Linked DNA regions of Homo sapiens: region 2 is linked to region 1. The links are chromatin loops, found by intact Hi-C in ENCODE. Cell type or tissue: GM12878. All regions are shown on one strand. Links, peaks and the distances in the headings refer to the core of each region. The heading gives the core; the rest is flanking DNA.

Region 1 (5,384 bases), core at 1-5,000:
CATATTATGGAGGTTACAAAAACAAATGTTCTAGTTATCTGGAAGGACTGTTCAACTTCCATGAATTAAGATGCATAGATTCCCATCAGCAAGACTCAGGAAACTGAATACAATACAATCTCGCTTCATAAAAGGAAACACAGTCACCAAAATTTAAGCATCTAAATGTTTCTAAGACTATGCTAAAAATGTGGAAGGAATCAGTAGATTGCCAACATGGGCTACGAGAGGACATAAAATTGAGGAAGAAAACACAGAGAGAGGGAGAAAGTAGAGAATACAGAAAGTTAAGCAAAAAGTGAACTGCAAAAAAGACTGTCCTAATCTAGGCTGTATATCACAATCATTATTTTATGAACGATTATATGGTTGTAAGTGTAATAAAATTAAATTTTAAAATGAGAAAATAATAAGATTTAGTGCATTTTGATGAAAGCTGTTCTTGTTATAATTTTTTGCTTTTATATCCCAGCCACTAATCGGACTTACAGGGAATTATATGAAATCTAATGGATTACAGAGCACTTGTAACACAGGAGGTCTTGAAGGAACAATGAGCTTTGCAATAGAAAGGGGTTAGATCTCCTTTCTATCAACAGCAAAACGCAGGCTTTCTCTGCTTATACGATGCTCTTTACCTGGAAATATGTCTAACTGGGTAGAGTTTTCTCCACTAGGCACTAGATTTGGAGGATTACTAAAGAAAGAAAGAGAGAGAGAGAGAGAAAGAAAGAAAGAAAGAAAGAAAGAAAGAAAGGAAGGAAGGAAGGAAGGAAGGAAGGAAGGAAGGAAGAAAGGAAGGTGGGAGGGAGGGAAGGAAGGAAGGAGGAAGGAGAAAGGAGAAAGAGAAAGAAAGAAAGAAAGAGAGAGAGAAAAAAAATAAAGAGAAAAAGAAAGAAAGAAAGAGAAGGAAGGAAGGAAGAAAGGAAGAGAGAAAGAAAGAAAGAGAGGGAGGGAGGGAAGGAAGGAAGAGGGAAGGAAAGAAAGAAAGAAAGAAAGAAAGAAAGAAAGAAAGAAAGAAAGAAAGAAAGAAAGAAAGGAGAGAGAGAAAGAAAGAAAAGGGAGAGAGGGAAGAGGGAGGGAGGGAAGGGGAAGGAAGGAAGCAAGGAAGGAAGAAGAGTTAGAGAGAAGAAAGAAGAAAGAAAGAGAGAGAGAAAGAAAAAGAAAGAAAGGAAAAGAAAAAAGAAAAAAGAAGGAAGGAAGGACTTAGAATTTCTCATTTTGGGGGAAGGAGATCTGTGTTCACAAAAAGAAAGTGATTATCTCAGGGAACCACTGTGAAGGAATGAAATTGAAATTGGTTGTCCAATTAGGCCTGACCTCTGTGGTATGAATGAGACAAGCCCCCAGGCAGTGGAGTTTGGTCAGAGGCTGTCCGTGGAAGGAACATTACCATGAAATTGCTCTGGATCCTCTGAGGAATCCTGAAGCTCCACAGTTGGATGCATTTTTTTTCTGTGGTTTCTGCATTGTCCCTGTTCCAGTTCACCCTTGACCCAGGGAGAGAGATGGATGGTGAAGTAGTGATGGTGAAGGTGGAAATGAGGAATTTGCCCCTCATCATTCTTAAACTCTTACACCCTTTCTGGACATGTGTTTGGATAGGAAAGTGTGGAAGGGAAGGAGGGAGACTGAGGGTGGCTCAGCTCACATATAATTTCCTAGAGACACAGTAAGCTACACATGAGGGTGGTCCTAGACTTCTGGCTACTCCCTGACCATAATAATAACAGCACTTACTGAATGCCCACCCCGTGTCTGCCAGCAGGGAGCTGGAGGAGAAAGCATCTCTGCATTAGGGGCTCCAGACAGAGACATGAGACAATGGAGATGGTACCAAGAAGTGCAGTTTGGACATCAAACATGAATCGTTGGTTTGTGAGTGTGCTGATGGGGGCTATGTCAGACAACTGAGCAACATTTTATGTTGTTTACAGGGCCTTAAATTTTATACAAATTGAATTAATGTTTAGCTCCACCTTGTAAATGACCACCTGCTCCCTGGCTTGTTTTTTCTTCTTCAGGATCAGCATCTCTGCAGATCAAAGAGCTCCTGCTGCCTTCCTTCCCTCTCTGAGTCTTCGTCTTCCTCCTGGCTATGCTCATCATCCACTTTCTGGGGCAGATCCTCCCTGGCAGCCTGAGGGCTGAGCCTCCTCTCTTCCCAGTTCCCTCATCCAGGAAATGGGGTCTTTCCAGGCTGCCTATTTAGCCCTCTGCTAGCCAGAAGTCCCTGCTCTGCTAAGCCACTGAAAGTACCTGCTTCCTTTTTCAGGAAAGGGCAGCTGGGGTGGAGACCTCAGCAGCTGCTCAGGTCCTGGTGGGTTCAGACAACAGTGTAGCTCAGCTCTGGGGAGGGCAGGGGAGGGTGGAAGAGCTCTTGGGCAGCGTCCTGCAGGGGAGGCCCTGGGCTGGGGGAGGAAAGTGGGCTCCAGGTGTGGCTCTGCCCTGTGTGACCCAGGAAAAGTCTACCCCCTAGAGAGCTCCCTCCTCTGTTAAAGCAGGGACTTGGGCAGAATCACCCCTGAGTCCCCTCCCAGCAGTGAGGTTCTGGGATACTGTGGCTTCATCAAGGCCTCTACTTTGTCTCTCCCATCCTCTCTTGTCCTATCCTGTGGCTTTATAGGCACTGAGAGCTGGTGAGCCTGTTTTGGGCTCCTTCAGAGAGAAAACTCTGGGTGTCCCTGTGGCCACTTCCTCAGCTCTTGAGGGAGGAAGGGACTTTTCCTCTCTCAGCCTCCTCTACCTGACCCTCTGCTTCTCCGCCTCTGCTCCTGAGAGGGGTCTCAGGGGCCAATGCCCTTAGACCACCTGCTGAAGGACATTAGTCCATTCTCTCATTGCTATAAAGAACTACCTGATACTGGGTAATTTATAAAGAAAAAAGGTTGAATTGACTTTCAGTTCTGCATGTTGTATAGGAGGTATGGCTGTTACAATCATGCCAGAAGGTGAAGGGGAAGGAGGCACGTCCTACATGGCAGGAGAAGGAGGAGAGAGCAGGGGCAGTGCTACACACTCTTAAAAACCTATATCTTGTCAGAATTCACTCACTATCATGGGAATAGCAATGAGAAATCCATCCCCATGATCCAATCACCTCACACCAGACCCCTCCTCCGACTTTGGAGATTATATTTTTACATGAGATTTGGGTGGGAACACATCTTTACCACTTTCCTTGCTATAAAGATGTTCTCAGCTTTTCAGTAACATGGTAATTGATGATGACAATGTGTGGACATAGAGCAATGAACTTCCTTTTAAACTCAGGGCTCTGGTAACCAAGTAGGCCCTGGCTAGACCTTGACACCCTGCAGCCACTTATGGCATTGAACTCAGATATGTTTAAATCCCTAGAACCCATCCCTGTACCCAGGAGGGGACCCCTGAGAGGGGCGGCTGCTGGGGAGGAAAGGATAGCAGCCTGGAAGCTGGGAACACCTGGTTCTGATTCCAGGTGGGCTTGGGCAACTAATACTCATCATGATAATGGGAGCAGCTAATATTAATAGGACAACTACTGAATACTGTGCTGAAAAATTTTTTCTATTTAAACCCAAAGAAGAGTCCAATGAGGTAAGCATTTTCATTTTTCTTCATATCACATATGAGACTGCTAAAGCCAGAGAGGTTAAATAACTGTTCAAGTTTACACAGCCAGAAAATGAAGGATCAGGACTTAAGTTTCATGGACTCTAAAGTTCAATCTTTTCACCACTTTGTGACACCAGTCATCTGTATCACCTGACTCCAAAATAAGTTTTGGGTGGATCTAAGAGTAAATATAAAATTTAAAGCCATAAATGCATTTAAAACAAGAGAGAATTTAAAACTCTCTCTTTGAATTGGGGGTACCTTTTAATTAAAGGTTTTAATTAAAACCTCTTTGTTTGAATTGGGGGTTACCTTTTGAAGGAAGATACAAAAAGAGTAAGCCATAAAAATGGATACATTTTACTTTATGAAAATAACATTTTGGCATTGCAAACAGTCTGTAAGTAAAGTTGAAAAACAAACTTAAAAATTGTAGTATGTTAGAATAAAGGCGAATGTTCTTAAAATATGTCTAACTCGTATAAACTAATAGAAAAGAAACAAGTATAGATGGACAAAAGACATTAGCAGACAGTTCATAGTTCACAGAAAAGGCAGCAAGAATGACATAGTAATGTAAAATGATGATGATGAATCTTGTTTATAGAAGAAATGCCCATTAAAACGATAATGAGATATTTTCCACTATCAACTTGACAGAGTTCAAAAAGTTTGATCATTAGGTATTGGTGACAGACCTAAATATTTGGTAGGCTTGTAGATAGGAACACTCTTTGGAGACAATAATATCAATCAAAAGTATAAGTACATGTGCCTTTGACTCATTAGATCCACCCTAATGATTTTCACTGTTATATACACATCCATGTGTGTAAAGGCACAAATATAAGGATATTCATTGCAACTTTGTGGTGTTAAGCAACAACTTAAATATCAGAAGCGGAGGAGGATTAGAGCCCCACAAGGAACAGTTTGCAGACAGGAGATGGGACACACCCATGTGTACAGATGCAGAGTGGGCTCCAACAAATGTTGCTTTGAGAAAAGACAAAGAGCAGGACAGTCGCATAGAGTGTGTTGTGTATGTGGAGATGCACATGTGTGTGTTTGAGTGCATAGACTATCTCTGCATAGTAACACAAGACACTGATAATAGTGCCTGCCTCTGGAAGCCAGAACCAGGCAATGGGAGTCAGAGACAGGAGTGACACTTCCTTTTTCAATCTCCTTAATTTCTCCCTCCTTTTAAAGCACCATATGAATATATAATCTGATTAAAATAAAAAAATTAAAAAGCCTCTTAGTGTTACTGAAATGCAACCTCCCCAGCCTTTGCATGGGGATAATAATCTGTAACCTCCCACCTTGAAGGGTTGTCCTGAGAATCATCAGATGTTCAGTATCTGAAGAAACCGATGAGAGGTAGAAACTGGGAATCAAGTTCATGGGGTATGGGCAACCTCTTTCCCCGACAGGGAAACACTGGGAGAAATCCAGCTACAGTACTGTGGCAATTCCATGGCAGGTGGGCCCTAATACTGGTAACAATTATAACAACTCAACTGTACAGTTGAGTGCTTTTTAAAAATGTATCATATTTTTAGTGCTTGTAGGAGCCCATGAGTACTTACAATTATTATCTCTATTGTTCATATGTGGGAACTCAAGACTTAGATTAGCAACTTGGTAAAGATCACTCAGCCAGTAAATATGGTGGATCTGGGATTGAACCCAAATTGTCCCACTCCAGAGCTTGTGCCTCATGTGACTTGCTGGCCAAGGGCCCAGCCCTGACTCTCCAGGAACCCCTGAAAGAGTTAACCTGT
Region 2 (5,384 bases), core at 385-5,384, 58 kb after region 1:
GCCAGTGCAATGCCGGTCTTCTGTATGTGGTCAGAAACTTCAGACACCAGAAAACTGTCACCTTAGATGTTGGAAGAGTCTGTTGAGCTTAACAAATTGCCAGCAAGGTGAGTGTGCCCAACTCTGGAGACACTTCTTTCCCAGGAGATTGGGAATGCAGTGTTTTGGTGCTCACCATCTCCAGGAAACATTCAACCTTCTCAGCATGTATTAGTTCATTCTCACATTGCTATGAAGAAATACCCTAGTCTGGGTAATTTTTAAAGAAAAAAGGTTTAATTGACTCACAGTTCCACATGTCTGGAAAGCCTCAGGAAACTTACAATCATGGTAGAAGACTAAGGGAAAGAAAGACACCTTCTTCACAGGGTGGCTTGAAGGAGAAGTGCCAAGCAAAGGGGGGACATCCCCTTATAAACCATCAGATTCCATGAGAACTCACTATCATGAGAACAGCATGGGGGTAACTGCCCCTATGATTAAATTACCTCGAACCAGGTCCCTCCCATGACACATGGGGTTTATGAGAACTACAATTCAAGATGAGATTTGGGAGGGGACACAGCCAAACCATATCACAGCCCCTAGGACCATACAAGGTTGGGAGATTCAGAGAAACCACAGTTGGCACACGTGTCAGGAAACTATGTGGAAGGAGAGAAATCAGGGTTTTCAAACAAGAAAAGAACGGTGATACCAGGCACTTATGTCTGCTCTGCTCTGAACAGCACTTGAAGAGCCATTCAGTGAATCAGGAGTCTTATTTGTAAGGAGTAACCTCCAGTTGGAAACTAGTATCAGAAGAAGATAGAGGGAGGAAGGTTTTGACTCATATTAAAGACAGTTTTCTGTAGTCTGAGTCATCCAAAAAATAAAAAATAAATAAATAAAAGCTTTGGGAAACAGTGAGGTTCCTGTCACTGGTGTAGTGTACACAGAGGCACAACCACTTGGTAGGGGTCCTAGAAGTGCAGGAGGAAGTTGGACTCCTAGTGAATTTTCTTCCAATGAAACAGAACAAATAGTACCCACACACACACACACACACACACACACACACACACACATATTCTATGTATTAGCTCATGTGATTATGGATGCTTGGTGAGTTCAAAATATGTTGTGGGAGGCCACGAGGCTGGAGAGTCAAGAAATACTGGAAGTTTGAGTCTAAAGGCAGAGTGTGCTAGAAAGCCAGGAAGAGGTGATGTTGCAGATGAAGTCAGAAGGCAAACTCCTAGAGAAGTTTTCTTGCTCAGGGTTGTCAGCCTTTTGTTCTATCAAGGGCTTCATTTGACTGAATGAAACCTCCCAGTATTACGGAGGGCAATCTGTTCTATTCAAAGTCCACTGATTTAAATGCTAACCTCATCCCCAGACATCCACACAGAAACATCTAGAATAATGTTTGACCATAAATCTGGGCACAATGACCCAGAAAATTTGATGGGACTTTATTTCATTTTTTTGGGGATATCTCAGGTTTTCCAAGACACAAAGAAACCTATCTTCTTCTGACAAGCTTTAAAACATATTTGTTAGAACAGAAACTACCAATTCTTTAAAGGTTTGAAGCAATGCACCAGTAATAGGATACTTACATAAGTTTTACACTTTCTATGTTGTTTTTGTGAGGTAAATCAATTTTAGTGATATATATTTTCCTAGAAATTTGTCATTTCATGATTATTCTTAACTTGAACAGACATTATATATTACATTTTTCTAGAGTTTTGTTGTTTTCGTTTTGCTGTCTTAAATATGAAAGGATCTTGCTGAAAGGCTAAGTGATAAATTAGGTGAAGATTCCAACATTGTGAGCTACAGAATCCCATTCACCAGTCCAGTTTTTCTCACTGAGTCAGTTTACGAGTGCAGTTTGGCGGTTCAGTTGGTGGGATGCAGCGTGTTGATGGATGTCCCCTCCCTCTACAACCTCTGCTAGAACTTGGAAATAGGGGAGATAAAGTGTGTAGGTTTTTTTGTTTCTGGAAAGTAAATATAAAGCCACCTACTTGATCACAGAATAGGTATGGAGATTCCAGCTCACACAACAGGGCACAACTCAGTCTCACAGATAAACATGACCAAATAAACAATATATTGATCTCAGGGTCAGGGTAGGAGATCAGTAAGAAATGGAGCATAAAGAAAGGTGAATGGTAGAGATAGCTGAAGGAGAATTCCAGGCCCCAGGCAGGTAAATCCTACTACGGAATGGAGAGCTCAGACTCTAGAAAGCTAATGGAGTCAACACCAGCTGCATCTGCTCACCTGCCCTGACTCACAACTCCCCAAGTAGCCCGTCGATGTCTTGGTTTCCCATATGGCCTGCCTTTGGGAACAGGACATTCTGGTCAGGCTAATGAGAATTTCTTTCTACCCAGTTGACAAGTATACTTCTTACTGTAAATTAATAAATAAGCAATGTGGTTTTGTCAACCAGTGTCTTATGACATTTGTTAGCAAGATTTTGTTTCTACAAGTTACGTCAATTCTAGAGAATAGATGAGATACAGCTTCTGGGGATCAGGCTCACAGTCTGAGGCTCAGACTTTCAGTTATGGTGAATACATCACAGAAATGCCAATCTGTGGGCTCTCATCATTCATTCTGTCCTTCATTCATAGAACATTTACTGTTCTATACACAGAGGACACACTAAGGACCACCTTGGAAGACAAACTTCTCCTTGCCAAGAATGTGACCATTTGAATTTCACAAATACTCCAATAGGCCAGTGTTTTCACTTCTCAATCTTGATTATGTGTCAGAATTACCTTTTGACATTTAAAAAAATTACAGATGATACCTAGTTTGGGGACAGGGCCCAGGCATTCGTTTTTAAGAGCTCCACAGGTGGTCTGATGTACAGCCAGGCTTATGAGCCATTCATGGGGATTTCCCATTTGGATCAGCTAGACCACATTTTCCACTTTGCTGGTATTGTTTAGACAGGTCCAGAGATGTTTTGGAGTGATTTCAGTAAAGACTGTGAATGGGTCATTTCAACACAATAGGAAGTGAAAGTTAGAATAAACACTTTCACTGGTTTCCAAGATGATCATCTTCCTGTTGTCGTGCATGTGACTTAATCTTTCTGAAGCACAACTATGATCCTGTCACTGCCTTTCCCAAAAATTTTAATAGATGATCTTTTTTCTAAGTGTTACAGACAATCTAATGATACAGAGAAAGAGACAGATCCCAGAAAATAGCCACTGTGGACTGTTTCACAACTTTTAGACTTGCTTTATGCCCAAGAAAACAGATGTGACTATATATTTATAATACCAGGATAATACTATACATGATGCTCCATAGCACACAATATTTCACAGACACATTCCCATTTACATAATTACATATTAAAATGTGAATTACATATTAGAATGTAATTTATCCTTTTTATTACCTAAACAGTACACTATCATGTGGAAAGACTATAATTGATTTAACCAGTATAATGTAGTGGTGAGGAGCCAGGATTTTAGTCTGAATCCCAGCTCTATCACTGAATTGAGTCTTGGATGAGTTCATTGACTCATCACTATTCCAGTTTCCTGAGAATAACAATGGTATCTACATACTAGGATGTATAGCTTACTCTTTGAGTCCTCATTGGCCCATTTGTTTTTGGGGTTTTTTGTTTATATGTTTGTTTGTTTGTTTTCCATAAGTTATTGGGATACAAGTGGTATTTGGTTACATGAGTAAGTTCTTTAGCGGTGATTTGTGAGATTTTGGTGCACCCATCACCCAAGCAGTCTACACTGAACCATATTTGTAGTCTTTTATCCCTCACCCTCCTTCCAATCTTCCCTCCAAGTCCCCAAAGTCCATTGTATCATTATTATGCCTTTCTGTCCTCATAGCTTAGCTCCCACATATCAGTGAGAACATACGATGTTTGGTTTTCCATTCCTGAGTTACTTCACTTAGAATAATAGTCTCCAATCTCATCCAGGTCACTGCAAATGCTGTTAATTCATTCCTTTTTATGGCTGTGTACTATTCCATCATATATATATACCACAGTTTCTTTGTCCACTCATTAGTTGATGGGCATTTGGGTTGGTTCCATGATTTTGCAATTGTGAATTGTGCTGCTATAAACATGAGTGTGCAAGTATCTTTTTCAAATAATGACTTCTTTTCCTCTGGGTAGATACCCAGTAGTGGGATTGCCGGATCAAATGGTAATTCTACTTTTAGATCTTTAAGGCATCTCCACACTGTTTTCCATAGTGGCTCTACTAGTTTACATTACCATCAGCAGTGTAGAAGTATTCCCTGTTCACCATATCCATGTCAACATCTACTGTTTTTTTTTTTTTTTCGATTATTGCCATTCTTGCAGGAGTAAGGTGGTATTGCACTGTGGTTTTGATTTGCATTTCCCTGATCATTAGTGATGTTAAGCATTTTTTCATATGTTTGTTGGCCATTTATATGTCTTCTTTTGAGAATTGCTCATTCATTTCCTTAGACCACTTTTTGATGGTTTTTGTTTGGTTTTTTTCTTACTGATTTTTTTGAGTTCGTTGTAGATTCTGGATAGTAGTCCTTTGTCAGATGTATAGATTGTGAAGATTTTTCTTCCACTGTCTGGGTTGTCTATTTATTCTGCTGACTGTTCCTTTTGCCATGCAAAAGCTCTTTAGTTTAATTAGGTCCCAGCTATTTATCTTCGTTTTTATTGCATTTGCTTTTGGGTTCTTGATCATAAAATCCTTGCCTAAGCCAATGTCTAGAAGGGTTTTTTCAATGTTATCTTCTAGAATTTTTATAGTTTCAGGTCTTAGGTGAACAATCCAGACTAAGTACACCCTGATTCACATTTCTGTAATAAGTGCTGTGAATGAACATTCAAGGAGGAGGGAGAAGGGCACCAGGAGGAGGTTGCAGTTTTAAATAGGATGGTCAGGGTAGACTCCGCTAAGATAACATTTGTACAAAAACCTGCAGAAAGTCAGGAAATGAGACAAGCAAATACCTGGAGAAAGGGAATTCCAGATAGAAGCAAAGGCCCTCAGGCAGAAACATGCCTTGTCTGCTGAAAGAATAGCAGGGTGGAATAAAGGCAGAGAAGGTGGGAGATCTGGTTAGATGGTGCAGGGCCTTGCAGGTAAAATGGAAGCCATGGAAGGAATCATGTAGGTTATAGCCATGAGCTAAGGAGAGGGTAATACAATATAACCTACATGTAGGTTATAGCCGTGGGCTAAGGAGTAAGTAATATGATATAACCTACAGTTTTCTAAGAATTACTCTAGATGCTATTTTGAGAATAAACTTAAGAGGCTAAAAATAGAAGCAAGAAGACTGTGAGGCTACTGCAATACTGCAAGAGAGTGATGATGACTATATGACCCAGCAATTCT

What was found. Peaks named below come from ENCODE experiments on the same cell type or tissue, not always from the same donor. Only the 100,000 strongest peaks of a DNase experiment are listed, where the experiment ranks them.
Region 2: it touches region 1 in a loop (2.2-fold over the local background); 2 of 110 quality-filtered maps call a loop at or near these places.

The regions. Positions count from the first base shown.
Region 1 is chr1:157,304,634-157,310,017 of GRCh38, reverse strand. The region is part of intron 2 of LOC101928202 (SLAM family member 5); the gene reads left to right. Among named protein-coding and RNA genes, the nearest start is that of LINC02772, 32 kb to the right of the region's middle. RefSeq lists an enhancer at 1-245. In GM12878, for the core only: no CTCF peak of the experiment used is centred there; a DNase peak (open chromatin) is centred at 2,247.
Region 2 is chr1:157,247,129-157,252,512 of GRCh38, reverse strand. LOC105371456 (a long non-coding RNA gene) reads left to right here. Exons shown (of 4, transcript XR_922183.3): 2 at 1-107. Among named protein-coding and RNA genes, the nearest start is that of LINC02772, 25 kb to the left of the region's middle. In GM12878, for the core only: no CTCF peak of the experiment used is centred there; a DNase peak (open chromatin) is centred at 2,942.